4 separate regions of the Homo sapiens genome follow, and regions 1, 3 and 4 are each linked to region 2. The links are chromatin contacts, found by Hi-C in ENCODE. All regions are on one chromosome and are shown on one strand. Each heading gives the region's core, a stretch centred on a gene start or an enhancer-like site at or near the end of the contact. The rest is flanking DNA. Distances are from core to core; before and after follow the strand shown. Region 1 has its middle 8.1 kb from the start of MIR3916. Region 2 holds the start of KMO (kynurenine 3-monooxygenase). Region 3 holds the start of ZNF496-DT (ZNF496 divergent transcript). Region 4 holds the start of AHCTF1 (AT-hook containing transcription factor 1).

The links. A loop is a pair of places that touch in the nucleus more often than their neighbours do. Pooled maps may share reads with other maps.
Region 1: a pooled map shows a loop between it and region 2 (9-fold over the local background). The contact joins the enhancer-like site here to the promoter of KMO in region 2. A Hi-C loop is called at or near these places in 2 of 37 single-sample maps with no recorded cell type and 5 of 50 pooled maps.
Region 3: a loop to region 2 is called in a pooled map, with 2.8 times the contacts of the local background. The contact joins the promoter of ZNF496-DT here to the promoter of KMO in region 2. A Hi-C loop is called at or near these places in 2 of 50 pooled maps.
Region 4: a loop to region 2 is called in a pooled map, with 7 times the contacts of the local background. The contact joins the promoter of AHCTF1 here to the promoter of KMO in region 2. A Hi-C loop is called at or near these places in 3 of 50 pooled maps.

The regions. Positions count from the first base shown.
Region 1 is chr1:247,208,470-247,211,877 of GRCh38, forward strand. No RefSeq gene overlaps it. Among named protein-coding and RNA genes, the nearest start is that of MIR3916, 8.1 kb to the left of the region's middle. RefSeq lists silencers at 1,980-2,189, 2,330-2,589 and an enhancer at 1,996-2,495. Within about 2 kb of position 1,967, at least 35 of the 41 ENCODE cell types and tissues checked have a DNase peak (open chromatin) inside an H3K27ac peak, as active enhancers do.
Region 2 is chr1:241,530,278-241,533,648 of GRCh38, forward strand. KMO (kynurenine 3-monooxygenase) reads left to right here and starts at 2,101. Exons shown (of 15, transcript NM_003679.5): 1 at 2,101-2,221. The coding sequence starts at 2,168. RefSeq lists an enhancer at 1,684-1,833.
Region 3 is chr1:247,330,761-247,333,891 of GRCh38, forward strand. ZNF496-DT (ZNF496 divergent transcript) reads left to right here and starts at 1,294. Exons shown (of 3, transcript NR_168399.1): 1 at 1,294-2,486. It overlaps ZNF496 (zinc finger protein 496), which reads right to left and starts at 1,107. Exons shown (of 10, transcript NM_032752.3): 1 at 1,030-1,107; 2 at 672-887. RefSeq lists silencers at 145-384, 955-1,064, 1,195-1,674, 2,787-3,081 and an enhancer at 987-1,281.
Region 4 is chr1:246,930,586-246,933,993 of GRCh38, forward strand. AHCTF1 (AT-hook containing transcription factor 1) reads right to left here and starts at 1,363. Exons shown (of 36, transcript NM_001323342.2): 1 at 993-1,363. RefSeq lists enhancers at 486-575, 1,696-1,745 and a silencer at 916-1,015.

The DNA.
Region 1 (3,408 bases), core at 717-3,216, 5.7 Mb after region 2:
AAAACTCTCTATCAGTTTCAGACAATAAACATGTCACATTATTTCCGTAATTCAAATCATTCAGTAAACAATCACATATGAACATATCTAGGAGATGCCAAGTCCCATCTTGTAAAATTCAGTATTAAACTCAGACATCTAGATAATAGAGATATCAACTCCACAAGTCCTCTACCCTGCAAAAAAGAGGAACTAATATTTTGATGAAGCAATGTAATTCACCAATTAATCTACTACTTTTTTTGTGGAAATGTATTCATTTCCTATAGCCATACTGGAAGAGGATTTTCCCTATTACTTTCCCTGGTAGCATTCCCACAGCTACGCCCTGGGATTCTGTTTAAAATCACCCCTAAAAAGGAACAGGCCTGACAAACTTACTATACTCTAGGGAAGAAAAAGGTAAATCAGAATTTTTAACAAGTGAATATTTGACTATATATGTAATGTCTTTTCTGAAATCCACCTCTTAAACATTTTCTTACCTTTGAAACTCTACTGTTAAAATGCAATTGACAGTTAATAAAAAACTAAGGTTGAATTAAGTGAAAAAAATGTTTCAAGGTGTAAAACCCAGGAAGTGGCAATGCTGATTGGAACACAGACAAATCTGACTCAAGTGCCAAGTCAGGCCGTCCTATCACTTGGGACCTTCCTCTGTTTCCATACTGCTCACTGACCACCTTCCCGCCTTGCCCAGGAGCCACCACACTGTGCCCCACTGGGTGCCCCAAGTGGCTTGACTTTGCAGATTCTCGCGCCCCCTCACTGCAGTGGGTCTTCCTTGTCCTTTGGAACAGTTTTTCCCCCTTCACAAGTCTGAGAGAATCCAGATGTCAGAAATCATTTCTGTTTTTTCTTCTCAATATCAGCATCCAACTGGCTGACCAGCAATGTGTCCCCAAGGAACAGACGCTGGAGTTGGGTGAAGACAATCTGCATGTCCTAAGGGGTTAGCTTTGTAAATGAAGGGTAGGACCAGCTTCCTCTCAGCCCCAGGGCATCCATCTGCTCCCTTAAGAGGCTCCACCTCCATCACTGAGGCTGTCCTCTGGGAGGAAAGGAACAACGTGCTAATGTTCACTAAACATGCCTTGAGATGGGTCACCCCCAGACAATTATGAAACCCAGGCACAGAAAAAGACTGGAGGGTGGCTGAGGACACATGACCTTGTAAAATTTCCAAAGCAGAACCTCAAACCAAAGACATTCCGATAAGGTGTCTGTGCCTGGGGAAGATAAAAGAAGAGACACAAAGATTTTTTTTAAAGCAGTGTGTCAGGTGATTCTTCTCTGCTCACATAAAATGTTTACAAACAGAAAACAGATGTCTAAAAAAAGTGCCATCCAATGCTCTGTGAAAAAATGATGAAAACACTGTGTGTGAAATGTACAATAAAGGACACACAGGCTGGGGGGACAGGATGGTGGATGTGAGACCGTGCTTGCCACACATTTGGAAACGCAGTGGAAAACCAGTCCCCCTCTGGAGTGTTTAAAATAATTAACTAGCAATCAATTAGACTGAAGTAGCACTAGGACCATCGGTTCCTAAGGAAAAAAATCTAACTGAAATACATGTCTTGTAAATTACTACCTTAGGAAGAAACGATTTTCAGCCTGAACCAACCACAAACCTCCAATTAACCTCTCATTAAATAACCAGGAAATTTCCACCTGGACAGTCCACATAAGGCGACTCCACAACTGTAACTGTAACCAAGTTCTGAATTTGGTTCGCTTCCTTATGCCCCTTACAAAAGCCTTTGCTCCAAGCACCCACAAACCATGACTGGGCGCTCTGCATTGATGAACAGCTCTTTGCTCAAATAATCTCTTTAACGTTTAAACCTTGATTCCCTTTTCATTTTTACCAGGAGAAAGGAGGGCCTGGGACCCCACAGCCCACAGCTCCTCCCACGCAGTGGCTCCTCCTGGGTCGGGGCTCTCCCCCAGGCCCCTGCCGTCGCCACCGCACAGCTGCCAGCGAGGGGACGCGCCGGGCGGAAGTCGAGCGCAGAAGCGGACCGGACGCCGGGTGAGGCTGGCGGCCCAGCCCACATCCTGAGGCCAGGGGAAGCTGAGGGCCGGGCGGGTCCAGCGGGGTCTCGGGTCTGCAGACTCCGGAGGCAGCTGTGGGGAGGCCTGGGGCCGCCACAGCCAGTTCCAGCCCGTTTCCATCAGCCCCCTGCCCACCTCGGGACCCCGCCCACATACTCACCATTTCCCAGCTTCCCGGGTGTCCAGGCTGCTTAGCTATGGATCTCCTGATACCTGCAGGTCAGAGGGCAAGAGGCTGTGGCGGCCACCTGAGCTTCCCCGAGCAAAGCACGCCGAGCACAGAAGACGACCCAGCTGAGGCTGGCAGGAGAGACGAAGGCCCCGCCAGATCCCGGAAGCCGCGCCCTTCTGTCCGGCTGCACGCCCGATTGGACGGTTCCTACGTCAGCGCCCCTGATTGGATAGGGCTCCAGGCCCCGCCCCCTCAGTCCCTGAGTGACGGAGGATGTGATCGGACGCTGGGCTGAGGGCGACAAAGTGACAGGTTCTTGGCTGCAGCCTTTTCATGCAGGGCTTCCTGCTTGCGCTGGGCCTGGCCCAGCCCAGGGGGCATTTTCATTTAACCTTTTGTATAAGGTTATATCCATTTATAAATAATATATATATGTTATTCACAAATGAAAACAATATAATGGCAATGATTTTAACATTTCAGATTTTATGACCTTTCTGGCCTCTGGTAGTTTGATCAGGCAGCCTGAAATTTCAAAAAGGGAGGCAATCCTTTAAGAAATAAAATGTAAGCCACGTGTGAATTTTAAATTTCCTAGTAGCCACCTTTTAAACATTAAAAGTAACAGGTGAAACTGATTGTAATAATTTATTTAACCCAATATATTCAAAATATTATCATTTCAATGTATGATCAATATCTCAATATTCATCAATATATTAATGAACTATATAATTTTCGGTAGTCAATCTGTGAAACTCACTCTGTATTTCACCTTCCCAGCACGTCTCTGTTCAGCCACATTCCAGGCCCTCAGTACTCACACATGGCCAGTGGCTGTCACACTGCCGTGCAGCTCTGAGGGAGGTGAACGGTCTGAACCCTCATTTCCTTCCAGCAGTGAAAGATCGGTCCTCCTTATCAACGTCTCTCCCCAGGCCAAAGGCTGAAGGGACAGGGCCCTAGAGAGAGCAAGGGCTGCAAAAAGAGAGTGTCCACAGGTAGACCATTGCTGCCCCGCCTGCTGTCCATCTTCCTCCCAAAAATCAGACAGTCAAAAAAAGAACAATGGAGCCCCCAGGAGGACCTAATCCCCAGTCTTCAGGTCTTCCACAGCTTTGACTTCCAAAGTTTAGATATACAGAAAATAGATTAAACAAACTTCTGATATTGGT
Region 2 (3,371 bases), core at 851-3,350:
GAGGCTGAGGCGGGTGGACCACTTGAGGCCGAGTTCAAGACCAGCCTAGTCAACATGGTGAAACCCCATCTCTACTGAAAAAATACAAAAATTAGCTAGGCGTGGTAGCAGGCACCTGTAATCCCAGCTACTCGGGAGGCTGAGGCAGGAGAATCAGTTGAACCTGGGAGGCAGAGGTTGCAGTGAGCCGAGATTGCACCATTGCACTCCAGCCTGGGTGACAGAGTGAGACTCCATCTCAAAAAAACCCAAAAAACAAAAAACAAACAAAAAAGCATAAACAGCATATGAAACCTAGAGATACTCATACATATGTACATGACATTGTATACACAAGAGTGTTTATGGCAACACCATTATTCATGATATTAAAAATTTGGAAACACCCCAAATGTCCATCAACAGCACAATGGACAAATAATAAATGACGATAAAAATGAATGAACTGGAAAAACATGCAACAACACAAATGGATCTTAAGAGATATAATATTGAGAAAAAGAAGCAAGTTGTAAAAAAATAAACAGTATAAGTTCATTTATAGGAAAGTTCAAAAAAGTCAACACTAAACTATTTTAGGGATGCATCTATCATGGTACAATTATACATAAAAGCAAAGAAAGTTGGTATGGCAGTTACCTCTACGAAGGAGGGGTGATTAACAGGGGGCACGTTAGACTTCTGGGATTCTGGCAATATTCTCTCTCTGCACCTAAATGGTAGTTACATGGATACTTGCTTTACAGTAACTTATTATACTGTTCATTTGTGTTATAGTTCATAATTTTTAAAAGATTTTTTAACAATGATACATATTGATACTGAGGAATTGATACATATTCTCTACATATTGATATTGAAGAATTCTCAAGCTATATGTTGTAAAGTGAGAAATATGATGTGGAAAAAGTTTTTAAATGTATGTTTAAAAAGAAAGGAAGGAAGGGAATGAGAGAGTGAGAGAAAGAGAGAGAGAAAAGGAGAGAGAGGAAGAACAAGAAAGACATAATCAACGTGTAGAAGAATACGGTAACCCACACACCAAAACAGTTGTTGTCTTTGGGCAGGAGGAATAGGTGGCCAAGGGTCAAGGTTAGCAGGATTACTATTCACCGTGTACTCTTTTGTGTCTTTAATTTCATGCCATGTTAATGTATTACCTATTCAAAATAAATAAAATACCTAATCATGCTTATCCACAAGGGGTCACTATTGAATGCCATTTAACTCTAGTTCCTAACCAGGGAAAAAAACGTTCTGAATTCTTTATGTGCTTAACAGGAAGTGAAGAAACAACTTCATTTATGTTCTTATTTTACATTACACCACATCATGTTCCAGAAAACAATTGCCATTCGCAAATCATGCACAAAAGTATAACATTTAAAACGGAGTGAAAAAGACAAAAAAGTGAATAGATAATATGAAGTCGGGAATGAGTTTACAGAAGCGTTGTGTCAGTCATCTCCCCTAGTGGTAATTAGACTCTAAATTTTCGATTCTAAAATTAGATTCTAAATTTTCTAGCATCTGGGCTGAAAAAAAAAAGGGGAAGTATGGTCAGTTACACAATTCAAAATGTTGATCGGGAGAATATTAAGACCTTGCAGAGAATTTTCCCTGGTAGAGCCTGTTAAAAACAATCCATGAGGACCCTTTAGATGAAATTTTTGATTGGTCTTAACCACAAAAATGATCCACAGATGAATTATGAAACCATGTCATCTTACTCTCTAAGGGAGGTATAAGATGTTTTTGGACTTCAGATGAGAAGGGCTCCATTCATGGTTAATCATGAATGAAAACGAAACTAAGAATATATGCTGTAGAAAAAGAAGAAGAAAAGCCACAAGACTGCTTAAAAATTTCTGTGTCTTACACAGAAGATAGAAAAAATAGAGTGTCTCCAATTGGATGGATTTTTTAAAAAATTTGGTTATTGTAATGGATTTATTTTTTCTTAGAGCTGAGCTGATTGTACTTTGGCCAACTAATGGGTTAATACTGTCAAGGGAAATTAGCCCTGACTAAACATTGCCGCTGGCTCATGAATGCACTAGGCTTGGGGCAGTATAAAAACTCAGAGAAATCAGTGTGTAGGAGACACAGAAATCAGTGTCACTCAGTGACAGAAGCAACAATAATTGTGAAAAATACTTCAGCAGTTATGGACTCATCTGTCATTCAAAGGAAAAAAGTAGCTGTCATTGGTGGTGGCTTGGTAAGAATTTTCAGATGGATTACTATTGTTGGTGGTATTATATTAACTATTATTACTCGTAATGATTATTATTCGTCACTTCTGCAAATTGTTAATTTTCTTGTGAAAACTCTGATATTTAAATACAGCTATTTTGTTTATTTTTTTAATATTTTTATTTTCATAGATTTAATATAGTATGAGTTTTAATCTGTTCTTTTTCAGGAAAGGTATTTTATAGCCATTAAATACAAAGGTTTCTGTTTTCCCTCATCATTTTGGTTTAGGATTTGTTAAAAAGCAAAAATAATGCAAATTGAATTTGATTTTATCCCCAAATTGGCTATGTTTTTAGGAACAGGAATTAGTCTCAATATTCATTTTAATAAAAACATTTGTTCCGCTTTGTTTAATAACTCAGTTAATGCTGTCTAATGAGAATAAAAGGGTCAAGAAACATGAAGCTAACGTCAAAGTATCATGTTGAATGTTCACTAGTTATATGAGTAATTGGGAATAAGATTTATGTGGTCGCCTGACTTACTTGACTCTTCCAGTGGAGCACCTAAGACAGTGGAGTGAGGTGTTCACCTCTCACTGAGCACGTGACGTAAAGGTGCTGGGGCTTCCCCCATACCTAACAAGACGGAAGGAGAGGTCACTCTCTGCTTTCATAGTTATGGTGCCAAAGGTAGTTCTGTTTAACATGGGTCTGCTCCGATTCAACTTTGCTTTTTCCCATCTCAGCAGAATTTCTGTTTCAGAATACAAACATCCCAGTTAGTCAAGGTTAAATCATTTCCCTATCACCTTTGGTCAAATCATTTGGAGACTTTTCATTAATTATTCATATATCCACTCAACAAAAAATTTATTGAGGGCGTAACACTGTTCTAGGCTGAATATAGATGGTATATTTTATGCCACACATGTATTTATACAGTATATGCTGTCTTTTGTTCTGCCTTCCTTAGTGTCTTTTCCCCAAAGTGCTAGAACAGTTCTTTTAATATTTCTGATTCTAAATTTTCATTTAGAAATGCTATCACATGATGTGTTGGTCACTGGTTGGGACATGTGTCGTCACTGCTTCATACTAGGCTTGTGTCCAATCTGTCCTATCAAAATGTTGCACAAAATGAGAATTCATGTGTTCAACAAAATCTGATTA
Region 3 (3,131 bases), core at 44-2,543, 5.8 Mb after region 2:
GTGGCCGCGTCTTAACCTCCAACAGCTCACAAGGTGGGAAGGGGGACTCGGGCCTCACTCCCATTTCACAGAAAGACAAGTGATGCCAGAAAAGCTACGGAACAACTGAGTGGTTCCAGAAACACCCACTGCTCTGAATCTCTTTGCTTTCCAAAGTAACAACATACACAGAAACCCATATGGGGGCCGTGGCGGCGTCGGGCTGGACGCATTACAGCGCTCCCCACCACCGGATCGCTTCCAGGGCGGCTCCGGCATCTGGAGCCCGGGGTGGGCCCCGCCCGCCCTGCTCGGCGGCCCCCTGCGGCGCCCATCACACACCTGCAGCGCCCAGGACTACTCAGGCCCGCCCCCCCGAGCACCGGCGCCCACCCGGGCTGCCACTCGGATCGTCTCCAACCAGACGGCCGCGTCCGTCTTTGTCACGGCGGCACCTGGCGCGTCGGAGGCTCGGAGGAGATGCCTGATGAATGAACTAACGTGAGTGAGGCGGAGGAGGGCCCCGCAGGGGCGGAGCGAGCTCCCAGCCTTTCGCGGAGGAGGGACCGAGCTGGATCGGCAGAAAGGGAAGGAGAAGGTCGCTGTGGGCCAGGGAAGGGGGAGCCCGCCCTCCGCGCCCTCGGTCTCCCTCACACGCGCGTCTCCCGTCTCGCCGGCTCCGGGCTCCTCACCTCACAGCCTGGAGCTCCCTCCCGGCGTCCGGCCGAAAACCCTCCTGTGGCGGCGGAAGTCCAGGGCAGCCGTCCTCATCCTCCCAGCCCGCCCGGCCGGGCGTACTCGCTGAGGCGGGGTCTCCGCAGGCGCCCGGCTCCTTTCCCGGCCCGTCCAGACCGCGTCTCCCGATCATCCGGAAAGCCACGGCTCGGCTCGGGGGCAAATGGAGGCGCCTGAAAAACAATGGTGTTGCTTTCTCCCCCGCCCGCACCTTCCTGAGCGCTGGGCTCTGGGCTGGGAGGCGGCGCCGCGGAGGCCGGGCGCGGGCCGAGGAGGGCGGGGCGGGGCCGGCCGCGGGAGCCGGGGTGCACTCACCGCCGCGGCGCGTCCCTGTTGGCGGGCGGCGCAGGCCTGGCCGCCGCGGGAGCCCGCCGGACGCCGAGGAAAGGAAAGGCCGGAGCCCTCCGGCTCCCTCCCCTGGGACACTTCCTGCTCCGCTCTAGGACTGGGGAGGTCTCCGCATCTCAGTGGTTCGCTCCCCCGCCCCCCGGCCGAGGTGTGCGCTGGGGGTGACATCCGACACCCCCGGCCCGCCCCGCTCCGCGCGCGCCTGGGCCTGGCCGCCGGGCCGGGGGCTTTGTGGGTCAGCCACGTCGCCGCGCCCGGGCTTCCCCGCGGGCCCGCCGGTCCGGAAGGTCGGCCCGGGGCTCTTTTCTCCGCTGTTCTCCTTCTCTGGCGCCCCCAGGACACGCGGCCAGTGGACGCCCGGAACGGCCGACCGGGAGTCGCGGCTGGGGATGGAAGCTGGAATTGGGGGTGCGGGATGGAGCGGAGAGAGGAGGCCCCGCGCGCCGTCGGCCGCCTCATTTCAGACTCCCCTGCGACCCCCCCCCCGCCGCCAGCCGAAGCCCGGGCCGCCCAGCCCCTCCTGCCGCTGCGGGACGCCGAAGGTAGCGCTCACATCCGCGCCTTCCGGGCCTGGCGCCCACGTGCGGAGTCCCCGGGTTAGGAAAGGCCGCGCATCCGGAGGCCACGCAGAGCCTCGGGGCTTGCGCAGAGGGGCTGCGGTGAGTCCTGACCCTGAGTGGGGGTCACGGGGCTCGTTGCTCGCTGAAGTGAACACGGTTGCAGCTGTGCACAGTGGCGGAGGGAGAGGATGAGGGACTCTGACCCAAGGTTATGTGGCAGTGAGGGGCAAGCAGAAATGGGGGCCTCCGGACCCCACCCCGAGACAGGGCTGCTGGCCGCTGCACTATGCTGAATATAGCCCAAATTCTTACATGGGTCGTCCCCGGGGAATGCTCATTTTTCAGGCTCCAGAGCTTGAGAGAAAGTGCGAACCCGGTCCCTGAGCAGGTCTGATTCCCATGGCCCCTTCGCCATCTGCTCTGCACCGAAATTGGATTCTCCTACGCAGAGGAGAAGGTGGAGAAGATTCTCCGTCTTCCGGAGGGTAGCTACTGCCGGTAGCTCCGATTTCCTTCGGATCCCCTTTCAAGGGCAAGCAGAAGGAAATCAGTTTCTCCAAAGAAAGTGGCCCGGCTGAGTAAGTGGGAACAAGGTGGTTGGACTGAGGCACGGGATCCTTTAGCTCCGTTGCTCTTCTAATCCCGTGGCCCTGGGCACCGCCACTTCCTCCTCTGAACTGCTGGAATAATCACTTCTGACTAGCAGAGTTACTGGGAGCCGCTGTTTGTCAGTGTTCACATTCTGACTTTAGCAGGAGATGGAGCGAGCGAAGGAGTGAAGCCCTTGTTTGTGAACAGTGATTGTTTCCCGGATGACAGCCAGATGCCGGGCAGGGCCACGCAGATCTTAGCTGGAGCCTACAGGTACAAGTGAGAGCCACCCCCTTTGACGTAACTGGACTGGCATTTACAGAACTCATGTACAGCCCACTCTCAGGAACACCAGCCAGGAACCGTGACATGGAGGAGAGGAATTGGGAGGAACCGAGGGGTCATCAAAGGCTGGTAGGGCTTAGGTGCTCTAGCAAACATCCTAGTCTGTGGGGTTCCAGAGCTCTGGTGCTACAGCTCCCAACCCTTTGATTGGCCCAGGAACTGGCTGTTGAGTGGGCATCCGTGTTCATAGCTCTGCCCCTTGCAACCCTAAAGCAGATAAAATGCAGGAGGCAGAAATTGCTGGCAGACAGCATCCAATTAATCCCCACTACCCAATTCAGTTTCTTCCCCTGACCTGACACGTCCCTGCCCAGCTGTGCCTCCCACTGTTCACCTTTTGAGGCACAAAACGGGCTGTTTATGCTGCTGCTGCATTTAGCTCAAAACAGGGCTTCAGAGTCAAGGTTCTGGACTCAGGCACCCGGATTAAATCCTGCCCTATGAATTCCTAGCCAGGTGACCTCAGGCCTACATAACCTTTCTGTACCTCAACTTCCTCATCCAGAAAACAGGGATGATGCTGTCTACCTCATTGGATGGTTGTGCAGGATCAAAGATTCAGTCATTCAGCAA
Region 4 (3,408 bases), core at 113-2,612, 5.4 Mb after region 2:
TAAAAAAAAAAAAGGGGGGGTCTCGCCATGTTGCTCAGGCTGGTCTCAAACTCCTGGGTTCAAGCGATCCTCCCGCCTCAGCCTCTCAAAGTGCTGGGATTACAGACAGGAGCCACTGCGCCCAGCCAAAGACAGTTCTTAAAATCTACAGGTTCTTTAGGATATTCTGAGAATAAATATCGTTTAGGATTTCCCCAAAGGATTTACGTTTTGTTCTATGAAGAACCCAGTTCTTCCAAAAATTTCTACAACTGACGATTTGGAAATAAAAATAACGCTCATCTCATAAAACTTTGCACACAGATAGTATGAACCTCGTAAGCTTTGAGAACAAAATTTCCCCATCTCTCAAAACAAAACACCCAAACCAAAACAGTCAACCAGTGGCAAAAGAAACCGTCCTGTTTCCCAGGTAGGAAAAAGGAAGGCAAAGCACCCCAAGATGTGCTTTTATTTTAAATCTCCTTGATCTGACCAATCGGGTGAGCTGGAACCTCACGGCTGAGCCCCGAGTCCAACTTCTTCCCCGCCAGGACTACTCACTGTGGCCAGGCCCAAGCGCATGTGGAACACACGCCAACACAGGACAGGCTCAGCACGCCGGCCGCTTCCCTCGGGGAAAGGCCCGCCAACGAGTCCATCGCGTGGGAGAACAGTGGGAAAGGGTCGCGGCCCCGGCCGTCCGTAAAGGGACCCGACTGCCGGCGCAGGACGCGAACCACCAGCGCCGCTCCGCCGCCATGTGCCGCCGCTCCTCCGGTCCGAGATTATGTAACGAAGCCCGGCGCCCGCGAGCCTGCCGTACCCGCCACCGCCACCGCTCGCCCCCTCGAGCCCCATCCGTTGGCCCCGCGCACGCCCGGCCTAGGCCCGGCGCTCGCGGGGCAGAAGCCCCGCCGCCGCCGCCGCCGCCGCCGCCGCCGCCGCGGGTCCAGGCCGCGCGACCCGCCCTCCGCCGCGCGGGCCCAACCCCCTCCCTCCCTTCCCCCTACCTGAACGGGGCGGGTGAGCGCGCCGCCGCGGGCCGAGTCCACCGGGTCGCCAGGCCAGGCGCGAGCTCCTCCCGTGCGGGTCCGTCACAGCATCTCCCGGGAGACGTGGCCGCCACGGGCCGGGCTCACACCCCTCCGCCCGGCTGAAGCCGCTCCTCTGCGCTCCGGCCGCCGCCTGCGACCTCCCCGGCCACCTCAGAGCCACACGCCCCCGAGAGTGCCTTCGCGGGCTGTAGGCCTGCAGACCGCTCAGCGGCTAAAACGCAGTCGCTGCTCCCGCCGCGCTTCTGGGTCCTTCCCCTTGCAACGCTGCCTGCTCGCCTCGGACAGCGCCGGCCCCGCTCTGCGCATTACCCTGCGCCGACAAAACCGAGTTCCACACGCCCCGGAAGGGAGGGAGCAGAGGAAAGGGCGGAGAGGGAGGGGAGAACCGGCGGGAGATCGCGGCTGCAGGGACCAGAGTTCTCGCGATGGTTCCGCGCTCTAGCGCCGGCTCCGCGGGAATTTTCAAACTCTCGGTGAAAGAAGGAGGTGGGAGGGAAAGGGAGGAAAGAGAAGCAGGGCCTGGAAGGGCGGATCATTTACAAAAAAATCGGGTCTCTCCGCCTCCGAGGAGCTGGTGGGGAGAAAGACTACGAGTCCCACAGTGCCTTGCGCGTGAAGCCGCCCTGGCGGCCCCGGCGGCGCGCCCCGTGCGCAGTTGGGAGTGGTAGTCTTCGCTGGGGGTCGCGCCGGGCTCTGCCAGCCGCCTGCTGCGATTGCAGGCGGACTCTCTTGTCACGTAATCGTGTGGCCCTGCCAGCTGGGGGCCGAGTGATAATCTTTCTCCCATAATTGGCAGCTTGCATTCTGTATTTTCTGTTCTGTGCTCCCACTTTTCTTTTTTTCTTTTTCTTTTTTTTGGAGACGGAGTCTTGCTCTGTTGCCCAGGCTGGAGTGCTGTGGCACGATCTTGGCTCACTACAACCTGTGCTCCCGCTTTTCATGCCAAAGGTGGGCTCCCAGACTTCTGGGGAAACGCTTTTTCCACGGTGCTGTTTTTTCTAGCATCCTCCTGTGCTTTCATGGCCAAAAATGCTCGCGCAGCCTAGCCTAATCTTTTTAGTCAAAATTTTACCCCAAATCACTGTTATCTTTTTGGTCACCGCGGGTTTTCATTGTGGAATTTCTTATTTCTTGTTAGTATCTTCCTTTGAAGCAAATCCCAGCGCCAAACATGTTTCAAACAGATAGGGAACGTATCCTTAATACTAAGTAGTAAGTAAAAGGATTATAACATGAGGTAGAGTAGGGATTTTAAGAAGATGCTCTTTTATCAGGAAAGTTTCTACTTTTCTGTTACCTTTCATATGTGCTTTTTAAATTTTTTTATTTTTGAGACAGTGTCTCGCTCTGTCGCCCAGGCTGGAGTGCAGTGGTGTAATCAAGGCTCACAGCAGCCTCGAACTCGTGGGCTCAAATGATCCTCCTACCTCAGCCCTCCAAGTAGCTGGGACTATGGGCATGGACCACCATGCGCCACTACGTCCCATTAATTTTTTTATTTTATTTATTTATTTATTTATTTATTTATTTGAGACGGAGTCTCGCTCTGTCACCAGGCTGGAGTGCAGTGGCACAATCTCGGCTCACTGCAACCTCCGCCTCCCAGGTTCAAGAGGTTCTCCTGTCTCAGCCTCCAGAGTAGCTAGGACTACAGGTGTGCGCCACCATGCCCAGCTGATTTTTGTATTTTTAGTAGAGACAGGGTTTCACCATGTTGGCCAGGATGGTCTTGAACTCTTGACCTCGTGATCCACCTGCCTCAGCCTCCCAAAGTGCTGGGATTATAGGCGTGAGCCACCGCGCCCGGCCTTATTTTTTATTTTTTGTAGAGACTGTCTCACTGTGTTACCCAAGCTGGTCTCTACTCCTGGGCTCAAGAGATCCTCCTGCCTCAGCCTCTCAACGTGCTGGGATTACAGACATGAGCCACCATGCCCAGCCTATTTTTATTTTTGTAGAGACTGTGTCTTGCTGTGTTGCTCAGACTGGAGTGCATGGCTATTCGCAGGCACTATGGCCTCATCAGTGCCACTGCTGCCTCCAACTTCTAGGCTCAAGCTATCCTCCCACCTCAGCTTCCCGAGCAGCTGGGACTACAGGCATGGATATCATGCCTGGCCCATATTCTTTCAGAGATAATGCTGCCTTTTGGAAATGTAATTTTCTTTTTTCTGTAATTTTTGTTTCTTTAGTAACAGCAACCTCCATACATATCATGTTTGTTTGCACAAGGTATTGGACCAAGTTGTGATAGAAACAGTTAAAAAGAGTACTGCTTTTGCAGTAGGAGGTTTGGGGTTCGTTGTCTTAATTATTTTAAAGAGATCTCTTCAAACAGAAACCACCCTCTGTTGGATGTGCTGATTTATGT